Linked DNA regions of Homo sapiens: region 2 is linked to region 1. Evidence: read pairs that join two places in POLR2A ChIA-PET (ENCODE). Cell type or tissue: HCT116. All regions are shown on one strand. Each heading gives the region's core, and the rest is flanking DNA. Links, peaks and the distances in the headings are about the cores only.

Region 1 (2,905 bases), core at 86-2,585:
TTTTGGGGGAAATGAGAGCACGATTAGGCATCAAGAAGGGTTGATGAGAAACTGGTAAGGGGGACTGTCAAGAACAGCAGAGTGCTGAAATGGTGACAAAAGCTCTGGGCTCCGGCCCCAGCTCTGTACTGAGAAGCTGTGAGATTTTGGGCAAGTCTCATAACCTCTGAATGCCAATTTCTCAATGGAAAACAGGGAGACTACCTACCCTATAGGTCTGTGTTTGGAGAAAACAAAGTGTAAGCGCTGGACATACAGTAGCATCAGAAATGCTGAATCCGTTGGCCAGGGCTCATGTGTAAGGCAAACATTTCTTGGCCACTCCTGAGTAGCATGGTCTTGCAGGAATATATGCTTAAGTGCTGTGAGAGCACAGAGGAAGCTTTGCCCTTCCCTAGAGGGTTAATGGCTACCAACGTGAGAAGGTCACGGAGTTCCTTAATGAGAGGGAGCCTAGCCTAGAATAGGGGATGAATGAGAAATTGTTCTGAGAACCAGAGGCAAGGCTGCAACCAGCACATAGACAGGGGTCGTTGGTCTAGAAGGGGAGTCTTCTCCAGATGAGAGACAGCCAGCTTGCCCTGTGCTCACCATGTGCCCAGATAGTGGGGGCTTAGCAGGAGGAAGGTGTGAGGAATCCCAGGCCTTTGGAATTCCTTGAGAAAGCAGTGTTGTTTTGAAGGTAAGGCAGGGGATTGGTGACTGGAAACTTGGAGGTGAGTGAGAACCTAGGGATGAACGTTCAGAAGCAGGGCTGGAAGGAACTTAAAAGGGACATTTGGATTGTTTCTAGCTTTTGGGCAAAATCTAGGATTAAATATGATTTTTTCATTGATAGAATGCTCTATCAGTGATAAAGGCTCTTAATCTAGAAAACATACACCTCATAGGGGGCTTTACAGAGTCCCCAAACTCCCTGAAATTATGCTCAAAATATTTTGTGTCTAAGTGGAATGTGCATGTTTCCAAGGTTAAGCACTGCTTTTTTAGGAAGTAGGAGGTCCGTCCGCCACTGTCAGCTTGCTGGTTTCTGCTTACCCTCCTCCCCACTTCGTTCTTGAGGGGGTGGTTTGCTGGTCTTTGGCAGGGCCGCCACTCTGGGTCAGCACATCTGAGTCACACATGTTCCTCCCCAGCCCTATTGGAGGCTTTGTTAAAGTCATCTGCCCCTACCCAGGTCCCACCTGCCACAGGTGAGCTAGGGTTTTATGACAGCCGTGGCTGCAGTGAGTCTCCTCGACCTCTCGCCAGCTGTTACCCAGCAAAGCACCTTGGGGAGGGTGGGGCTGCCCACTTCCGGGGAGGGGGGGAGGGGGAGGGGAGAAGGAAGTTGATCTAAACCCGCCTCTTTCTCTGTCTCCCTTCCTGCCCTATTCCCCTCCTGCCCCTTCCCTCCCACCTTGCTTCTGGTGTGCTGTCCTGGAATTGCACGCGCTTCCTGACCACCAGGCTCTGGCCCTTGAGAAGCCAGCGGGGCTTTGTCCCTGTTGCTCTCCTTGCCAAACCCAGTCTCTCTGCTAGTGGTGGTTTCGGTTGCGACACCGTCCAGGTTCCCAGGCAGGAACCGCTCGGCCTGGCTGCTTAGCTACTTTTCACTGAGGAGGTGGTGGAAGGTGTCGCCTGCTCTGGCTGAGTAAGGGTGGCTGGCTGAGCCGGCAGCCCCCGCCCTAGGCCTGGCTCTTCCCGGCCTCTGTACTTTGCCCTCGCTGCCTGACAGGTTCTGCTGTGGGCTCTGCTGAATGGAAGTCGCTGGTAGTCCTTTTCCCTTTCTCCAGTCGGGTATGTTGTCCCCCTTTTTACTCTAGGATTGCCTCCTCCTCTTTCTTTCCTCTCATCTCAAACATAGGATCTTTAGAGAGTTGCTAAGGGGCGCCCTGCCTGAGTCCAGCATAGTAATATTCATGGGAAGGGTGTCCAGATGTGGAAGAGGCATTGACTAGGAAAGGAAGAGGGGGCACATACCAGAAGGGTCTCCCCTGAGAACAAGCAGCTTGACAAGTGGGCGAGGAGGGGCTGGTGGGAGGCAGAGGCCTGAGGCCTCAGAGAGGATGCTCCCGTGCTACAGTGAGGGGGAGCCTAGGATCTGGGGCCATTGCCCAGGACTGGTGCCCAAGGGACACTTTTCTCCCCCAACTCTATAGTGCCTGGCTTACTCTGCTTCTGGCCAGGGAATATCACCCCTCCTGGTTTGGCTCCTTCTCAGCCCTCGGGAAGCCAAAGGACACTTGAAGCCAGCCCTGAATGCAGAGCCCCAAAGCATGAGCTTCTCCATGGGACAACTGTTGGTAGGAGCCTCCAGCATTAGGGCAGGGGCCCTGCCTACCTGAGTCAGCGCCAGGCCTCTCGGGGTGGAGGCTGTCTTCCGGGCAAGCCTGACAACACACCTAGGCCGAGTCTGAGATCCCAGGCGGAAGGGGCCTGACAGGCCCAGTGGATGCAAAACTATCTTTTTATTTTCTCCTCCATGTCCTGCCTTCTCTCTTCCTCTCAGTAGCAGACCCCAAAGCTGTTTCAGCCCTACTTCTGAATCAGGCCTGCTTAGTAACTACTTGGTTTGCCTTTTGGTTCCAAATAACTGCCTTGCAGGGTGACCCCTTATTCTTTCTAAAGGCTACTTGAGAGCCATAGGGTCTACTCTTGACAGACCTCCTCCATCCTTTAGGGCCTGTCTAGAGTATGATATAGGCCAGAGCTTTGGGAGTGCCTGGTGTGCCACGTCTTACTATAAGCAGGGAGGATGGTGGTAGAGGGGAGAGCGTGGCTTTTGCCAGGTCCTATTGAGTTGGCCCAGCAGGGCAGCTAATCCTCAGCCTGCCATCCTGTTGGTGAGACCCAGGGCCAAGCTGAATGGTGCAGCCAGAACCAAAAAAGAGAAACTCTCTCTCCATATTAGCCACTGCATACT
Region 2 (2,905 bases), core at 207-2,706, 80 kb before region 1:
GGGTGACAGAGCCAGACTCTGCCTCTACAACAAACAAACAAACAAAAATTTGATTCCTGTATATGGCACTTTCTATGTAGCTGTGTAGCTGGTGGAGGAGAATTCCTGGAATTCCTAATAACTCCACTGAAGATGGTCTGGAGTCTTCCCTCAGAGCTCAGCGCAGAGAAGGTTTGCTCAGCAGAGCAGGTATGCAAGGCAGAAGGCCTGGCTTTGCAGGCCGACCAATTCGCTTCTGTGACTTTCATGTTGTTTGATTTGGTTTCTTCATCTAAGCATTGCAGTGTTTAAGAGCAAGGACAGGGGATAGAGCTAGGGTTGGGTCCTGCCTTAGCAACTAGCCACATTTCATTAAATCTAGGACATCATGGTTTGCAAGATGAACCATTATTTTATGTATCCCCAAAGAAAAAAATACTGCCAAACTATGACAATGATCTCTTATCACTTGGAATTTTATTTTACGTTTATTAAAAGAGCTCTTTTGGCCAGACTCGGTGGCTCATGCCTGTAATCCCATCACTGTGGGAGGCCGAGGTGGGTAGATCACTTGAAGTCAGGAGTTCAAGACCAGCCTGGCCAACATGATGAAACCTCGTCTGTACTAAAAATACAAAAATTAGCTGAGCATGGTGGCACATGCCTGTAATCCCAGCTACTCAGGAGGCTGAGACAGGAGAATCGCTTGAACCCGGGAGGTGGAAGTTGCAGTGAGCCAAGATAGCGCCACTGCACTCCAGCCTGGGCAACAGAGCAAGACTCTGTCTCAAAAAAAAAAAAAAAAAAATTAAAAGAGCTCTTTTAGGCCGGTGCAGTGGCTCATGCCTGTAATCCCAGCACTTTGGGAGACCAAGGCAGTCGGATCACTTGAGATCAGGAGTTCGAGATTAGCTTGGCCAACATGGTGAAACCCCATCTCTACTAAAAATACAAAAAATTAGCCGGGTGTGATGGCGGACGCCTGTAATCACAGGTACTCAGGAGGCTGAGATGGGAGAGTCACTGAAACCTGGGAGATGGAGGTTGCAGTGAGCCGAGATCGTGCCACTGTACTCCAGCCTGGGAGACAGAGTGAGACTCTGTCCCAACAACAACAAAAAAAAGAGCTCTTTTAGACTTGCAGATTTTTTTTCTTTTTTTTTTTTGAGACAGAGTCTTGCCCTGTCACCGAGGCAGGAGTGCCGAGGCAGGAGTGCAGTAGCACAATCACAGATCACTGCAACCTCCAACTCCCAGATTCAAGCGATTCTCATGCCTCAGACATCAAGGTAGCTGGGATTACAGGGGCACTCCACCACACCAAGCTAATTTTTTTTTTTTTTTTTTTGAGACGGAGTCTCACTCTGTCGCCCAGGCTGGAGTGCAGTGGCGTGAGATCGGCTCACTGCAAGCTCCACCTCCCAGGTTCATGCCATTCTCCTGCCTCAGCCTCCCAAGTAGCTGGGACTACAGGCGCCTGACACCACGCCCAGCTAATTTTTTGTATTTTTAGTAGAGATGGGGTTTCACCATGTTAGCCAGGATGGTCTCGATCTCCTGATCTCATGATCCACCCACCTCGGCCTCCCAAAGTGCTGGGATTACAAGCATGAGCCACCACGCCCGGCCTTTTTTTTTTTTGAGACAGAGTTTTGCTCTTGTTGCTCAGCCTGGAGTGCAATGGCCCAATCTCAGCTCACTGCAAGCTCCACCTCCTGGGTTCAAGTGATTCTCCTGCCTCAGCCTCCTGAGTAGCTGGGATTACAGGGGCCCACCACCAGACCCGACTGATTTTTTGTACTTTTAATAGAGATGGGGTTTCACCATGTTAGCCAGGACGGTCTCGAACTGCTGACCTCAGGTGATTCCCCTGCCTCGGCCTCTCAAAGTGCTGGGATTAGAGACATGAGCCACTGTGCCTGGCAATTTTTTTTTTTTTTTTTTTTTTGAGATGGAGTTTCCCTCTTGTTGCCCAGGCTGCAGTACAATGGCACAATCTCAGCTCACTGCAACCTGCGCCTCCTGGGTTCAGGCGATTCTCCTGCCTCTGCCTCCTGAGTAGCTGGGATTACAGGTGCCCGCCATCACACCCGACTAATTATTTGCATTTTTAGTAGAGACAGGGTTTCACCATGTTGGCCACGCTGGTCTCGAACTCCGAATCTCAGGTGATCCAACCGCCTTGACTTCCCAAAGTGCTGGGATTACAGGCGTGCGCCACCACGCCCAGCCATCCAGCTAATTTTTGTATTTTTTGTAGCAACTGGGTTTGGACATGTTAGCCAGGCTGGTTGCGAACTCCTGGCCTCCCGCCTTGACCTCCCAAAGTGCTGGGATTATAGGTGTGAGCCACTGCACCTGGCCCTAGATTTGTTGATATTTTAACATAGGTTTTCATGATATATCACTCTTCATATACATGAAAATGTAGGCAAAATAAATTGGTTGGGGTTGTCAAAGCCCTGTGACCAAGGACCACCAGGAACACACTTGTAACCAAAATTAGGTTTAATTTGCTGCAGTGAAGGAGAATACATCCCAGGGAAACCCTCAAGGCACCCTCAGGAAACTCCTTAAATTTGGCCTCGTTCCCATAGTTCTATGGAAGAATTAGGGAAATGGAACTGGTTCAGGATTGAATGCTGTCAAGAAACAGGGGCAGTTCAGAAACTGGGTATCTTTTTTTTTTTTTTTTTTGGAGATGGAGTCTCGCTCTGTCACCCAGGCTGGATTGCGGTGGCGCAATCTCGACTCACTACAACCTCTGCCTCCCGGGTTCAAGTGATCAGCCCGCCTTGGCCTCCCAAAGTGCTGAGATTACAGGTGTAAGCCACCACGCCCAGCCTGGACTACAGTAATTTTTGCTAAAGAGAAATAGCAATTGCTCCAAAAAAGGTGAAGTCAGGCCGGGCACAGTAGCGCACAC

Evidence for each region. ChIA-PET counts read pairs that join two places held together with the same protein. Peaks named below come from ENCODE experiments on the same cell type or tissue, not always from the same donor. Only the 100,000 strongest peaks of a DNase experiment are listed, where the experiment ranks them.
Region 2: POLR2A ChIA-PET joins it to region 1 with 5 read pairs; 4 of 35 experiments call an interaction of 5 or more read pairs at or near these places.

What each region holds. Positions count from the first base shown.
Region 1 is chr11:63,887,186-63,890,090 of GRCh38, forward strand. All of the region lies in intron 1 of MARK2 (microtubule affinity regulating kinase 2), which reads left to right. Among named protein-coding and RNA genes, the nearest start is that of RCOR2, 29 kb to the right of the region's middle. RefSeq lists an enhancer at 1,332-1,441. In HCT116, for the core only: no CTCF peak of the experiment used is centred there; a DNase peak (open chromatin) is centred at 1,323; H3K27ac peaks cover 886 bases.
Region 2 is chr11:63,807,274-63,810,178 of GRCh38, forward strand. No RefSeq gene overlaps it. Among named protein-coding and RNA genes, the nearest start is that of SPINDOC, 4.7 kb to the right of the region's middle. In HCT116, for the core only: no CTCF peak of the experiment used is centred there; no DNase peak of the experiment used is centred there.